Linked DNA regions of Homo sapiens: region 1 is linked to region 2. A link is a loop called in an ENCODE intact Hi-C map of the cell type or tissue named here. Cell type or tissue: Calu3. All regions are shown on one strand.

The links. A loop is a pair of places that touch in the nucleus more often than their neighbours do. Peaks named below come from ENCODE experiments on the same cell type or tissue, not always from the same donor. Only the 100,000 strongest peaks of a DNase experiment are listed, where the experiment ranks them.
Region 1: a loop joins it to region 2, with 3 times the contacts of the local background. A loop is called at or near these places in 4 of 110 quality-filtered maps.

What each region holds. Positions count from the first base shown.
Region 1 is chr3:63,657,778-63,665,777 of GRCh38, forward strand. It overlaps SNTN (sentan, cilia apical structure protein), which reads left to right. Exons shown (of 4, transcript NM_001080537.2): 3 at 1,948-2,087; 4 at 6,160-7,435. The coding sequence ends at 6,318. Among named protein-coding and RNA genes, the nearest start is that of SNTN, 9.1 kb to the left of the region's middle. In Calu3, no CTCF peak of the experiment used is centred here; DNase peaks (open chromatin) are centred at 3,664 and 4,914.
Region 2 is chr3:63,788,066-63,796,065 of GRCh38, forward strand. It overlaps the pseudogene CDHR18P and a transcript of C3orf49 not described here. Among named protein-coding and RNA genes, the nearest start is that of C3orf49, 27 kb to the right of the region's middle. In Calu3, a CTCF peak has its summit at 4,145 (motif pointing left); no DNase peak of the experiment used is centred here.

The DNA.
Region 1 (8,000 bases), 130 kb before region 2:
AGTGGCTAATCTTTCTATGGACTTTGAAGTCAAAGATTTCATATACTTTCTTTGCGACATCTTAGCAATGTGAACTTTATTTAACCAAATATATAGCCTGGGCACTGCTCAGAGATACAATAAAAACTGAGAAGGCCCACACACTTCCTCCTTTCACCCACTTGTCTTCACTCTTGTCCATCCTCCTCACCTTTAACTGAAAAATTAGTTGCTCAAAATGCTTTGATGCCTTCTCTTTCCACTTTGAAGAAAATCCTGATTCCTTTACACGGCCTACAAGTCCTGCATGATCTAGCTTTTGCCTACAAACACCCTTCCAGCCCCTAGACTCTACTCACAACTGTCTTCTTTCAGAAATCTGCCAAATATGTCAGATTTCTTCTGACCTGAGACTTCACGTATCCAGCTTCCCAAGCCTGGAACATTCAGCAAATTCCTAATCTCACCCTGAACCTCACCCTTTTCGTGGCTGGCTCCTCCTCATCCTAGTAATCTTAGCTTAAATATTAATCTACTCACGGAGGCCTTCCAGACCACCCATCTAAGTAGTTTTCCTCCCAGACCCACTCTGTAATTTTTTTCCTGTCTCTGTACCTTCCTTGCCTCATACATCACAAGTTGTAAATATATATATATATATATATATATGTAAAATATATATAAGTGGACAAATAACATACAATAACAGAAAAAATAAATACATGTGTATACATATACATACTCTTGATTATTATTGATTTCTTTGCTAGATCGTAAGATCTATGAGAGCAGAAACCACATCTGAGGTTTTTTAATTAAAAAAAAAATAGGGACAAGGGTCTTGCTATGTTGACCAGGCTGGTCTCAAACTCCTGGCCTCTAGCAATCATCCCATCTCGGCCTTCCAAAGTGCTGGGATTACAGGCATGAGATCCAGTGCCTGGCCCCACATCTGGTCTTGTCCGCTCTGTATTCTGGGAAGTAACAGGCACTTAGTAAGCACTCAATATGAAAATCATGTTATTCGGACTGAACATCATTCTTTGAAACTGTCATTGTTGCACATTACCTGGACTGAAAGCTGGGACATTTTGTTCTTATTTTCTTCAGATTCATTCATTTAACAGCATTTATTAGCACCTACAATGTAGCAGACATTTGTACTGTCACTGGGAATACAGTGATTTTAAGAAAAAAGGTCTGATCCCTGGCCCATGGAGACTGCTTTCTAGTTGAGGAAAGGACAGGTAAACATGTAATATCTGTAAAGGGTGATAAGTTCTACACTAGGGGATGTATTGGTGACTAAAAGAACACAAAGCATACGAATTTTCTTCATGGTAACTTGTACATTTCCCTGTGTTCACAGCAGCACAGTGGAAAGAAACGAATTAGCATTGCCCTATCAAGAAGCTTACCTGAGAGAAACCAGCTGGGAGATCACTCTGTTTTAGGCCACGAGTCAAAGAGAACCCTTATTCATCATTATAGCAAAGAGCTTTTCCTGAAAGTCATTCTCCTTTCTCATACTGACACGAAGTGATGCTGTGTCTGACACAGAATATAAATTCCACAAGAGTAGGACTTCATTTTATTCGGTGATTCCTAATATCAAGGACTGAGCCTCGTCCATAGTACATGCTCTATCAATATTTGTTGAATAACTGAATGAAATTACAGATCAGAAAACCAAAGCTTAGAGAGGTGAGAGACTTTTCTAAGGTCACATGGCAAGCAAGTGGTAAATCTCATATCTAACTCTACTAATTCTAATTGCTATTAAGGGACCTTTGTTCTCGGTTGTTTAAAGATGCAGGATTGGAAACTCCCACATCCTTCTCCCAGATAGGAGGCAAAGGGCCAAGATTTAGAAGGTTCCCTACAGTTCCCTTGGAAGACACAACAGCAGGTCTGGGGAAGGGTTATTTCTAACTCAGGATACTTTATTCCACATTTCTTCTCTCCTAGCTCTGAGGAAGTGCTCAGATCTGGAAAAAGCTATTGCCACCACTGCTCTGATTTTCAGAAATTCTTCTGACTCTGATGGTAAACTTGAAAAAGCTATTGCCAAAGATCTGCTGCAAACCCAATTTAGGAATTTCGCAGAGGTGAGAGAATTAACTTGCATAAAGAAACAGAAACTACACCCTCATGGCTGACCCAATGAGCAAATAACTCCAGCTCCAGGTCCCTGTCATGTTGTCTCACGTAACAAATGTTTATTGAACACCTACCTTATGCCAGGCAGTGAGCTGCACTGGAGTTGATGCAGTGAAGACAGCAATCCCCAGCAGAAGAAAGAAATACACTAAAAAAGTAATTAAAAATAGTCAAAGGATGTGAAAGAGTAGAGCATTCAGTGAGAGTAAAACAGAGGAACTATCTTGGGGCAGGTAATCAAAGATGGGCTCCTGGAAAACTAAGGTATAGCTGAGATCTGAAGAATAAGCAGGAGGTAGCTAGGCAAGGGGGAGTGAGAATGATGGCGTTCCAAGCAGAGATCTGGAGGGCCAGTTGGTGAGAAGGGATGGGACGGTAGCTGGGAAGTGGTTAGAGATGAGGCTGGGGAGGCGAGGAGAAGCCAAATCTTACAGAAGCATAGCCTGATAGCAAGAGGAAGCCAGGAACTATGTCTACGTCCAGGCCTAAGAAATTACACCAGCTGCAGTACAGAGAACAGACTAGGGTTGGGGGTGGAATAGGAAAAAAGGGAATAACTAGCTGTGGGGAGGCAATTCAAGAGAAAGATGGTGATGGCTTAGACTACGGCGGTGAAGATGGAGATAAACAAACAAATAGAAGAGACGTTTAGAAGGTGGAATGAACAAGATCTGACAATTGATTGACTGTGAGAGTTGAAGGATAGGAAAGAAAATGATGACAACCCAATTTCTGACTTACAAAAGGAATGGTGGTGTTCCCACTCCTAGAGAAGAAAAAGGCTAAAGAATAAGCAGGTTTGAGGTGGGATGGAGGTAGGGAGGAGATGGCGAGTTTCATTAGGTTGTGTCAGTGTTTAGATGTCCATGAAATATTTAAGAGGAAGACTTAGCAACAGGACAGATGAGTTCAAAGGTGAGAATAGAGATCTGTGTTCAAAATATGGAAATGAGAGTCAGCAGTATATAATCAGTCACTGGCCTAAAGGTTACTACCTTACTCACCTAAGGGTATATTTCTCGAATTTCAGTCATTGAATACCATATTTAGTATTTTTCCCACAACTGCCTATAGCCTGTGTTGCTTAGAACTTTTCCTTTATGTTTTCTCTCTACTTAAGTAAATTTTTATAAGGACACCGTATCATTATTCTTATTGTAAATTCAGTGGATTAGAGTAAAAAATAATAGTGAAAAAATAGACGACTATCAATTCTTATTTAGTGTTTAATATTTATTCTTGCATCACCTAAAATGGCATTACATTCTATCGGCAGTATATATTCATACTTTGGAAAATACCAGCCTAGGGAAAATGTGTAAGAGGAAAAGAGGGCCTCATATCAGCTTAAACTATCAATATTTATTGATGGGTAGAGCAAGAAAGCACATAGAGGCAGTCTCCAAGTCCCTGTATCTGTTCTGAAATATTGAAAAGATATTATTCTCTCTATATATGCACACATACACATACATAAACACCTATATATGGTTTCAGTGCACTACAGTTATATAAGATGTCACCCACTGGGGGGAGCTAAGTCAAGGGTACAACTTTCTGTGAGTGGGTGATTATTTCAAAAGAGAAAGGGAGAATATAGTGTAATACACAGATAAATGAACGGAAGTAAATGTTAATAAGGGTTAGCTATTTTGAGTAATGGGGTAAAGGGTTACAGTCACAGTCCTTTTTTTAAATTTACTTTTTCTAAATGTTCTATATTAAACATGTATTTTTCTGATTTTTTTTTTTTGGAAAGCTACTTTTTCAGGCAGAAATATCAGGCAGAATTTATCAAGAGATAACAAGTTTTGGGGAGTCTAAGGAAAGGATGGGTAAATAAATCCTATACCATTTGCCCACATCCAAGGCCAAAAGAAATGGGGCCCATATGCCAGACAGAAAGGGGGCTCATTACCTGGTAACCTGGCAAATGCTCAGCAAGCTTTTAACACATATGAAAATGAAGAACTAATGGATGCACCATCTTGATGTAACTCATCATCCCTCTCAGAACACCAGGGGAAAAGAATTAAAAACCGGTCCTTAGGAAAGACACCTTCAGCCTCATGTCTCTCAGTGTAGGCTAAACCCTAGAAGTACAGCCAATTTCTGGATCTCTCTAGCAGCAGGCACACCCAGGCCTCAGTGTAATCTTGCCCTCTGCTCAAGATGAAAGCAGAGCCATATTTCAGGGACTTGAGGGGACAGTTCATTCCAAGGCATTCTCTGCAATGTCTGTCAGAATGCTGCCTTGGCCCAACCGCCCTGCCCCATGAGACCCCCTAGGGCAGGTGCATTCACGTGAGTCAATGGCAAAGCTCAGGAGCCCACTTCATTCCTAACTGGGCTTTCTCCTCAATCCCCATGTTGCGTCCCCTGATAAACTGAGCTGGTTCTTTTGGCGAAGGCCTGAGTTCTAAGGGGAACATTGCCTTTCCCATAAGGCTAAACATGGTTTTGGGGATCTTAGCACCTTATAGCCAGTCAGATAGAATTTTAAAAAGCACCTAAAGGCACTACTGGGAAGATACAAAAAGGTGACAGGTCATGCCCCAGGAGGACTGGACCTCAGAAAATGGTGTGCTCTTAAAATATGCAGGAAATAAAAGAAGACCAATACCTATCTCATACCTCTGAGCAAACAGTGTGCCATTCTGCTAGTAAAGTGGTCCTGTCTACCTGTGTCTTGGAATCTGACCCTTTCTAAATAACACTCAGCTCTCCTGGAGGGAGAGAGTAGAGAGCTCCCCTTGGCCCTCATGGATAGGGTGATGGTGACCTCTTGAGGAGAAACAGCCTATAAGAGGAATGTAGCATCATTCCCAAAGTGCCTTAGTCATTGCTGTGATGGCTTTGTACACCTAGCACATGGGTGAGCATTTGGGAACAAACTAAATGCAAATATGGTTCAATATAATGGTGAATCAAATGACTTTAACATTTTTATTGTCACTGGGGAAGATATTTCACAAGCTGTGATTTGAAATTAAAAAGTCTCTCCATTTATATACTATTAAGATGCTTTCCTTCAATCTGACTATTTATGAACACTGTGAACATAGTTTGATTTATAATCAAACTAAAGCTAAATAATCTTTCAAAGCATGTATTTTCTTTTAGCATATTATATTCTATATTTCTGGATAATCTTAAGTCTTAGATAACGAACCCATAGAAGATACCTTCCCTAACACAAAGATTGTATTTTGAAAATTTAAAAACATAATATGTGTGTTCAAAAAAAGGCAGAATAGCTTAGCAGTTAAGAGTATGGGCTGTCAAGAGGTAGATGGGCTACAAACCCTGGCTCCACACCAAAATCTTCCAGCTTGGCGCAAGTCTCTTAATTATCACCTGTCTCTGATACTGCATCTGTAGGATGAGGATAATAGTGGTATATATTCAATAAGGTCACTATGATGATTAGAGGAGATAACACATAAAAAGATTTCACATGGTGTTTTACTGGTAGCATTGTTGGCAACTTGATGTGTTATTATTGTTAATAACATGTTTATTATTTACTATGATTTGGATGTTTGTCCCCTCCAAACTCCATGTTGAAATTTGATCTCCAATGTTGGAGGTGGGGCCTTATGGGAGGTGTTTGAAGTCATGGGGACAGAGCTTTCTTGAATAAATGAATGCCCTGCCTTGGGGGTGGTGAGTGAGTTCTCACTCTGTTAGTTACCACAAGAGCTGGTTGTTTAAAAGAGCCTGGAACCCTCCCTCCTCCTCTTGCCCCCTCTCTTGCTGTGTGATCTGTTCATACACCAGCTCCCCTTCACCTTCTACCATGAGTGGAAGCAGCCTGAGGTCCTCACCACATGCAGATGCCTGATCTTGAACTTTCCAGCCATCAGAATTGTAAGCCAAATTTTTCTTTTTTCTTTATAAATCACTCAGTCTCAGGTATTCTATTACAGCAACACTAAACAGACTAAGACATTATTGTTTATGATCTGTAAACCTAAAGTCTATACAACGAATTCGGTTTTTATTTCTCCATTCTCACAGGGACAAGAAACCAAGCCAAAATACAGAGAGATCCTTTCTGAACTTGATGAGCACACAGAAAATAAGCTAGATTTTGAAGACTTCATGATCTTGCTCTTAAGCATCACTGTCATGTCAGATCTGCTACAAAATATACGGAATGTAAAAATTATGAAATGAACAGTTTTAAATATGCTGTATAAAATAATGGCAAAAGACAGTGTTATTAAAATGTTTCCATCTTATTTTTGATTAATTGAATATATCTATCATGCATCTGAAATTGCCTAGGATGGTTCTGATTGCTGGTATTCAGATCCAATGTAACTCCAAATATTTACCCATACACTTCAAGAATGTTTGAATGATAAGGTCTCTGTGTGCTTTACAATAGGATAGATTTGATACCACTGAATAATAAATGGCTTTTGCTGAGTCAGTAGCGACCTAGAGCACTCTACTTATAGTCATTGAGTCACTCATTTATTCACTAAACATTTGTTGAGCATCTACTTGATGGAACTGCTGAGGATACAGTAATGAATTGGCCAGGCAATTCCTTCCTTCAGACATGTTTGCAGAAGTCTAGCAGAAGAGATAGACATTGAACAATTTTTAAATAATTGCATACACAGTATAATTAGAATTGAAATAAGGGCTATAGGATGCTAAAAGAGATTATCACCTGATCGGAGTTCAAAGGTCAGAAAAGCTTTACTGACATTCTATAAAAAGCAAAAAAAAAAAAATTGGTCCATGGATGCCAGGGATATGGGTGGGAAATGGGGCTGTCCACAAATGGCACAAGGGGAGTTTTTTATTTTATTTTATTTTATTTTATTTTATTTTATTTTGAGACAGAGTTTTGCTCTTGTTGCCCAGGCTGGAGTGCAATGGCACGATCTCAGCTTACTGCAACCTCGATCTCCCAGGTTCAAGTGATTCTCCTGCCTCAGCCTCCTGAGTAGCTGGGATTACAGGCGTGTGCCACGATGCCAGGCTAATTTTTTTTGTATTTTTAGTGGAGACGGGGTTTCGCCATGTCGGCCAGGCTGGTCTCGAACTCCTGACCTCAGGTGATCCGCCCACAGCCTCCCAAAGTGCTGGGATTACAGGCTTGAGCCACCAAGTCTGGCCAAGGGGACTTTTAAGGGGGCTGGAAATGGTCTCCATTTTGATTGTGAGGTGGTGGCTACAAGATTGCATGCATTTGTCAAACTCATAGAACTGCACACTGAAAAGAGTGAATTGTACTGTATGTCAATTATACCTAAATAAATCTGACTTAACAAAAAAATAAAACCCAGTATTCTTGTAATCTCTGAACACAATTTAACCAACAATTCCTTGGGATTATGATGTAAAAGTAGTCATATCCCAGAGACCCACACCGACTCCCATGACCACCTCCTGTATTCCTGAATATAAATTACATACACACATATAGTCAACGCCTGAACCTTTAAGGTAGACTCTCACAAAGATTTTTATTCATGTAGGACCTCACTTGAGGACAGCAGGCCCCAGTAGGGTAGCTCAGCATATGGCAATGGGCACTCAAGGTCCCCAGAGCGGGCACTGGGCAACAGCCAGAGGCACAAGCCTTCATCAACCCTGGCTTTCAGAGATGCCATCTTACTCTATCTTTACATGGGAGTAATAATGTTCCCCCTTTCCAACTGCAGGAACTGAGGATTACAGTAGCTAAATGATGGTCCAGGATCATTGAGGCAATCAATTTCAGAGTCAGAATCCTGGCAGAAGCAAAGAGGTGCCAAAAGGGGAGGAGAAACAGGAGACATAGTTTTCCGGCTTTGATTCCCATTTTGTTCCAGTCACTTGCTAAGTTCCACAATCAGGCA
Region 2 (8,000 bases):
AAGAGCAGGGACATAGAAACCATGGCTGGATTCTTCTGGGTTCTTAGCATCATTGATAATAAAAATAACAACAGTGATAGCTATCAGTTACTCTGACCCTGTGCTCAGGTTGTTCCTTAATGAATTCATTTAACCCTTGAGATAATGCTAGCCCATCTTACAGGTGAGGAAACTGAGGCTTGCAAATGTTAAGGAAGTGATCCAAGAATACATAACTAGTGAGTGGTTAGGCTGAAATTCAAACCCAAGTCTTTCTGACTCCAGAGCCATTATGTTATTCTGCTGGTCTCATGGAAGACTACATTCCTGGGAGAAATACAATATGTCTTTCTATTTTTAAACTTGTTTTAAAAACATTTTGAGAGGGGATTAAAGAATCTAGGTGGGTGAAAACGTTGTTACGGAGCAACTCAGTGTCACTGTTTACAGAGGAAGATGAGGAAGGATAAGGAAAGAAAGGACAGGAAGGGGACAGAAGGGGAGGACAAGGCAAGAGAAGAATGGTCTAAAATGGAGCCCTGAGAACTTGCAACATTGGAAGGGCCAACAGAGAGGGGTAAACCAGGAAACAAAATAAGACACAGTCGTTCTTTCTTTCTTTAACCTCATTTAATCCTCATAACAGCCCGGAGGAAGATCCTATTATTAACCCTATTACAATTTAAAAAAAAAAAACAAAAAAAACTGAGGTACAGAAAGGTTAGGAGACTTGCCCAGGGTCACAAAGCTAGAAACTAACAAAGCCCAAATTTTAACCTAAGCTACTAACCTTAGAATCCGTGCTCTTCTGCTGATATACTATGTCTAGTTCGGTTGATCGACCCAGAGTAACATTTTCTTGAGGGGTATTAGTACTGAAGTATGATCTGGGCTGATTTTTTTTTCCTAATAGAAAAATATTTTATGATTCTTTTGAAGCACAAATATTGGCTAATCACTGATCACTTACAACAGGGGTTCCCCAACCCCCAGGCCACAGACCAGTACTGGTACGTCATCTGTTAGAAACTGGGCCTCACAGCAGAAGATGGGCGGCGGGCGAGCGGGCATTACCACCTGAGCTCTGCCTTTTGTCAGGTCAGTGGGCATTAGATTCTCATTGGAGTGTGAACCCTATTGTGAACTGCGCATACAAGGGATCTAGGCTGCACGCTCTTTATGAGACTTCAGCTAATGCCTGATGATATGAGGTGGAACAGTTTCATCCTAAAACCATCTCCCCTTCCTCCATTCATGGAAAAATTGTCTTCCACAAAACCAGTCCCTGGTGCCAAAAAGGTTGAAGACCGTTGATCTACAAAACCTTGTATAGGAGAGATACACTTTTAAGAAAATAGTTTCAAACTATAAATACACATATAATCCTATCCATTACATTAGTGTAACTTTGAATCTTCATTTTGGGACTATGTAGAGTAGAATATCACTTCACCCTGAGCATTTTCAACAGAAGTACAACAGGGGGCCGGGTGCAGTAGCTCACGCCTGTAATCCCAGCACTTTGGGAGGCTGAGGAGGGTGGATCACCTGAGGTCAGGAGTTCAAGACCGTCCTGGCCAACATGGAGAAAACCCATCTCTACTAAAAATACAAAAATTAACCGGGTATGGTAGTGCACACCTGTAATCCCAGCTACTAGGGAGGCTGAGGCAGGAGAATTGCTTGAACCCTGGGGGCAGAGGTTGCAGTGAGCCAAGATGGCGCCACCGCACTCTAGCCTGGGCGACAGAGCAAGACTCTGTCTCAAAAAAAAAAAAAAAAAAAAAAAAGGAAGTACAATGGGACATATGCTTGCCCTTGAAAGCTTGAGACTTCACACTTTACATGAAATCCTTTTTCCTTTCCTCCACAGTATATTAGATCCCTCTCATACATCCACTTTATAAGCAATAGGAATGGTTTTTTACCTGTAAACGTCCACTGGACTATTAGAGCCATTATCCTTCCTAGCACAAATCCTTATGAACCACTCTAATACATTGTCCTTATAGCCAGCTATAAAGCTAGACACCTCTATGCAAGTTTTCGCTGTAGTATCTTTGCTTGCTGAACCCAGACCCAGCCTCAGAATCCTTCTCAACACTCCTGAGAGCCTCTATCCATCAATAAGAGAGGGTATGCAAGTGGAGTATGATTTGCCATCCCTGACCTAGCCGGATTTTCTCAGTGGACTTACCCAGGTGTTTACTGTTTCCCTGGTAGCAGCCAAGACATCTGAAAACAAATATTTGTAATATATGCAGAATTGTTGAATCCTAATACCTGGTGTAGGTGGGCCCAGGAATGTGAATTTCTAACAGGCTGACCAAAGTAATGTTTATGTACTCTGAATCTGGTTCTTTTAAGGCGATTTTCAACCTTGGCTATACAATAGAACCACCTGGAGAGCTTTAAATGGGACAACGTCCAGAACACACCTGAGACCAGTGAAATCAGAATCTTGGGGGTGTAACCTGGGAACGAATATTTATTAAATGGTGTATAATTTCATAGTGCAGCCAAGTCTAGGATCTTGCTATAGCACATCTACCTCTTTTTTTTTTTTTTTTTTGGCACCTCAATGCAGTAATCTATTTAAGACCTACATCTTTCATGGATCTGAGTAGATCAGTATTCATCATTCTTTCACATCTTCCCATTAGACGATTAACTGCATGATTTAACACTTGGTTTGTATAGGTTCTCTTGCAGCTCAGTGGCCTTTGTTTTTGATATGTATCTTCAGGTTTCCCCAGAAACAGACCCTAAGATGAAAATTTGTGTGGAATTTATTTAGTAAGTGCTTCAGAAAAACTGTGGAAGAGGGATTGAGATGGCAAGGAAGCCAAACAAAAGTGTGATTGCAAAGTCCCACAGATGCAGCTTTAGCTTGGCCCTGTAGGCAAGCTCAGGAGTACACGTTATGCCTCAGAGTTGTCCCCACACAAGGAAAAGAGATGGGGCTTTCATATTCATTGAGTGGTTAAGGGTTACTCCAGGGAGATGTAAATTCCCAGGTACTTTTTGTTTTTTCAACCTGCAAGAAACACCCAAAGGCAGCCCTCTCTTCTGGGTGATGGAAGCAGAAGCACATTGAAATTGGTGGAGAATGGGGTGCACCACACAAAAATGGCAAAAAGGTATCCAAAGGGATATGGGAAGAGCATGGATATTGTCCACTGCAGTCTCTAAAACTTCCTTTGTTGGAGAAGGCTGAAATAATTGTTTGGCTGAATCATACTAGAAAGCAGAGTTAGTTACCATATTAGGAAATCAATCACCTTATATGTGAGTAGCATTTAATTCTGTCCCTCCCATATTCTTTGATAAGTCTGTTAGCAAGTGGGTTTCATTTCATCTCTGAATTGATTGGTAAAGGCTACCCAGAGCATTGTACTGAGAGAAAAGGTGAGCTCAGGTTCAGTTAGTGATGCCTGCGGTGAGCAAATGAGAAGGCACCCAATACTGTCAGTGAACTCTGATGCCTCTGGTACCATCAGAATGCCTAGGGAGCTTTTAAAAAATACTGATGCCTGGGCCCACCCCAAGAGATTCTGATTTAATTGGTCTGAGAGGGGGCCCTGGCATTTGTGTTTTATTAAAAGCATCCCACTTGGTTCTATTGTTGCAGTCAAGACAAAGAACCACAGTAATATTCACCATGAATTGCCATGCTATATTCCAGTTGTTCCAGGCAATATTTTCAAGAATACTTTAAAACAATGAAATAAATCCTCCTAAAAATAAATATTTTCTTATAATTTCTTCCTTAGTCTCATAAAAATTTCTTTTTCAAATGTGAACATCAGGACTTTTTTGTTGGTTTTGTCTTGGGCCTTCAACAAAGTGTTGACTTAAACATGCTAACTGATGCCAGATCTTCATCTTGCGTGAAAAGACTTAAATTCTTGATTTCTTTTCGTATATCCTTCAAATATTTACACTCAGAGACATACATACCTCTGTAAAACAATCATCTTTACCTATAGAAAACGTTGCCAGAATGTATACATTTGCAGTGTGTAACACAGAAAATAATAATTCATTGTGCAATTGTTTGGACTTTATTGCTTGCAGCAAAATGATTTAGCAATGGCATGACTACCAGCTACAGTATGTTACAAACTTGCATGCCATCTTGTGGAGGATGTTGCAAGTTGTGCAACTATGAAGTAAACAACTGCCCCAAAAATATTTGTTAAAACTGTGATTGTGGTTTTCTCCAAATACCTGACTTTCACTTGAAGAATTAAAGATATTTTTCTAGATAATTAAAGCTTTTCTTAAAATCACTTTTCCACAATTATATAGCTACTTCAAGCCAAATTGTTTTTCGGCGTGAATAACCCAGATAATTGCCTCCATTCTCAAGTTTATTTGGCCACTCTATGCCTAAACTAAATGATATTTCATCACATAACAAAATTATCTAACATCATATCATATGACTCAAACCTTTTCCCCCCTTTCTCTTGGTGTCACAAAAAGATAAAATTTTAAGATGACGTTAGGGTAGAAGACCAGGACACTGGGAGCAACCCAGAAATTAATCTCTCAAGTGGTTCTGCAAACATTTCCTGAGAGTCTATTATGAATTAAGAAAAACAAGGCCCACTGCCTGTTTACGTGAAGGAAGAACACAGATAATACAATTTTATAGGAGCATTGATATGTCTACAGGACCACAAACCGATTAGGTAAAAGACAACCATTCCCTTGCTATGTAAATTGGCATCAAGTAGCCCAAAGAGTTAGTTTTTCTACTAGGTGCAAAAGGTTTACATCCCTAGGTAATCTCACCTTTTTAATAAATATGAGAAAAGATTTGTGTGCGTCGGCACTATCCAGGTGATGTGGTATTACATGAACAGCAAAACATTTTTGTTTTGTCTTGTTTCGTTGTCTGTTTACTTTGACCAGGTTAACCATTGACAAATCTTCATTTTTATTTCTGCGAATAGACTTAAATTATGGATTCCTGTGTAGTGATGCCATGAATGGGTTCCCACTCCTTTCACACGCTCTCCTTCTTGACACTGACCACAGTGGGTTTTAAGGAAACCCCAAAGAGCTCTTTCTGTTCCCAAAAAGATAGCCACCCTTATTCTCCTTCAAGGGCAATGACTATATCAACTGTTTAAATCTCCTAAGAGACTAGTCTCAAGCATAAATTATAATCAATGCAGACTATTCACCTCCTGCCACCTTTAAGCAACCACCAGGACATATCCATCATACCTCACATATCTCAGTCATCCCAGGAAGTTCAGTCCTCATCACCAGGACAACCGCTTATCCCACTGATATCATCAAACCCTTTCAATATGTCCTCAAAAATTTAGTCTCTCATCAGCAACCCCCCTTTTATCCTCCACCTCTTCTCTGAATGTTCCCTTTCCCTTTCACATTTCTCTGGACAATTCCCTCTCCTTCTCTTGGAGGCAGCAAATTCATGCCTTTTTCCCCTTCTTCGAGTCTCCAGCACTCCCCACAACCCCCTCCCTCTCCTCACTCTCTGCTGCTGGCCTCATTTCTTATTTCACTGAGTGGAAGCAATCAGAAGAAAATATCCACTGCCACTATTTAAAATTCTTGATTATCGTTTTAAAATTGCAAACTATTCCTCTATAGAGTTCCTTATCCTTTTCACTGCTTTATTTTGCTCCGTCACACTAGGCAGCATCTGATATACCAAAATATATGGGCAATCTTCCTACCGCTAGAATATCAGCTCCATGAGAGCAGAGATTTTTGTCTGTTTCCTTCACTGTTAAAGCCCCACTTCTTAGAATATGCTTGGGACAAATAAGCGCTCAATAAATAATTGTTGGTCAGGTGTGGTGGCTCACACCTGTAATCCCAGCATTTACTGAGGCCAAACAGGACAATCGCTTGAGCCCAGGAGTTTGAGACCAGCCTGGGAAACATAGCAGGACACTGTTTCTACAAAAATTTAAAAAATTAGCCAGTGGTGGTGACATGCACCTGTAGTCCCTGCTACTTAGGAAGCTGAGATGGGAGGATCACCTGAGCCTGGGAGGTTGAGACTTCAGTGAACTACGATCATGCCACTGCATTCCAGCCTGGGCAAGAGAGCAAGACTCCATCTCAAATACCTACACACACATACACACACACACACACACACACACACATTGTTGGAAGGGCAAAAGAACGAACATGCAATTACTCTACTTGCCATTTTGAATATGTTCCCTTATACCCCATCTTCCTCCGTTTCTATAAACAAACTGTGCTTCTGACAGTAGGCCCTCCACTCATGCCTGGATGCCATCACTTCAACAACTGTTGTCACTAACTCCTGCATTATTCATTTTCTCCTCTCTATTGGATTATCCCTATCCACATAGAGCATGCTATAATATTTCTCATCATTCCAAAGTAAAAATTTCCCTTGATTCCAAAATCTCCTTTAGGTACTATCCTATTTCCCTGCTCTGCTTTTTAGGAAAATTCTTCGAAAGTTGTCTCTGCTCACTATGGCTACTTTCCTCACCTATCATTCTCTTGAAACTTCTCCAATTAGACTTTCATTCTCACTTCACCAAATGAACCCACTTATCAAGGTCACCAAAGATCTCCTTTCATTCACTCATTAAACACCTCCTATGTGCCAGGTACTTGTCTGAGTTCTAGCAATTAGCATTTTGCCACTTCAGTGATTGGTGATCTCAGTTCTCATCTCCCTCAACATCTCAGCTGCACTTGACCAATCTCTCCTTGAAATACATCGTCCTGAGGCAGGAAAATAGGGTCTGGAGGCAGGGAACCTAAGGCTGTTTCACTACCACTTCCTAGAACTAAATTGAAAGGAAAACCCTAACTTTCCATACCTAAGTAACAAAAGGATCAGAGGCTACACTCTGCAAACCCCCCACCTTTTCTGCCCTGCAGGTGGGAAATTGGCTGTCTGCAATAAATCAGCCTGGTTGCCGTCCCGTCTCCCTTTGCAAATTTTTAACTTCACTCCAGCCTCTGAATTGTTGCTGTTCACAACCAATCAGACTGATTGCGGGCAGAGCCTTTGTTTGCATAGAAGTTTAACTTTGTAACTTCACCCCAGCCTCTGATTGGTTACTTTTTGCAACCAATCAGATGTTTGCATAGGAATGTGACCTTTTTAACTTCACTTCAGCCTCTGGTTGGCTGCTTTCTGCAACCAATCAGACTGATTGAGGGCTACCATTTTATTTACATGAGGTGAGCAGGAAGTGGCCAATGGGAAACGTCTAGGGGGTATTTGAACCCAAGAAGATCCTGTATCCTTGCCCTTGAGCTGCTGCTCAGGTCTGTTCCCACACTATGGAATGTTCTTTCGTTTTCAATTAATGCCTGCTTTATTCTTTCATTGCCTCACTCGTTCTTTGCTTTGCTGGTCCTTTTGTCCAATTCTTTGTTCAAAATGCCAAGAATCTGGACAACTTGCAGTCACGACCCTCTACCAGTGACAGCCCTATACTTCTGGGAGACACTCCACTCTCCTGATTTTCCTTTTACCTTGCTGGTCCTGTTCAATCTCATTTGCTCAATCGTCCTCTTCCTTCTAACCGCCCGAGGTGATCTCATTTGGTTCCAGGCTGTAAACACTGTGTACAAACTGGTAATTCCACATTGACACTCCAGGCCCCATGTCTTTGATGAACTACGTATTTTTAAACCTACTTGCCTACTCTTTCTGGTTGTTTAATTGGCTTCTCAATGTAAACATGTTCAAAACAAAGCACGTGATTTTCCTCCTCAACTTCATTTCTCTTTAATGAGTTGCTCAGGCCAAAAACCTAGAAACAATCTTGATCCCTCTCTTTCCATTATATCCCACACCCAATTTGTCAAGTTTGTCAACATTACCTCCAAAATATATGCAAACTGCCAACGTGTTTAGGGGGAAAGGGCAACCATGTTTGCAATTTACTTTGAAGTACACAAATATAATAAGAGGAATTCATATATGGATACAAAAATGGATAATGTGATAATGCAGAGACAGTAAAATATTAATA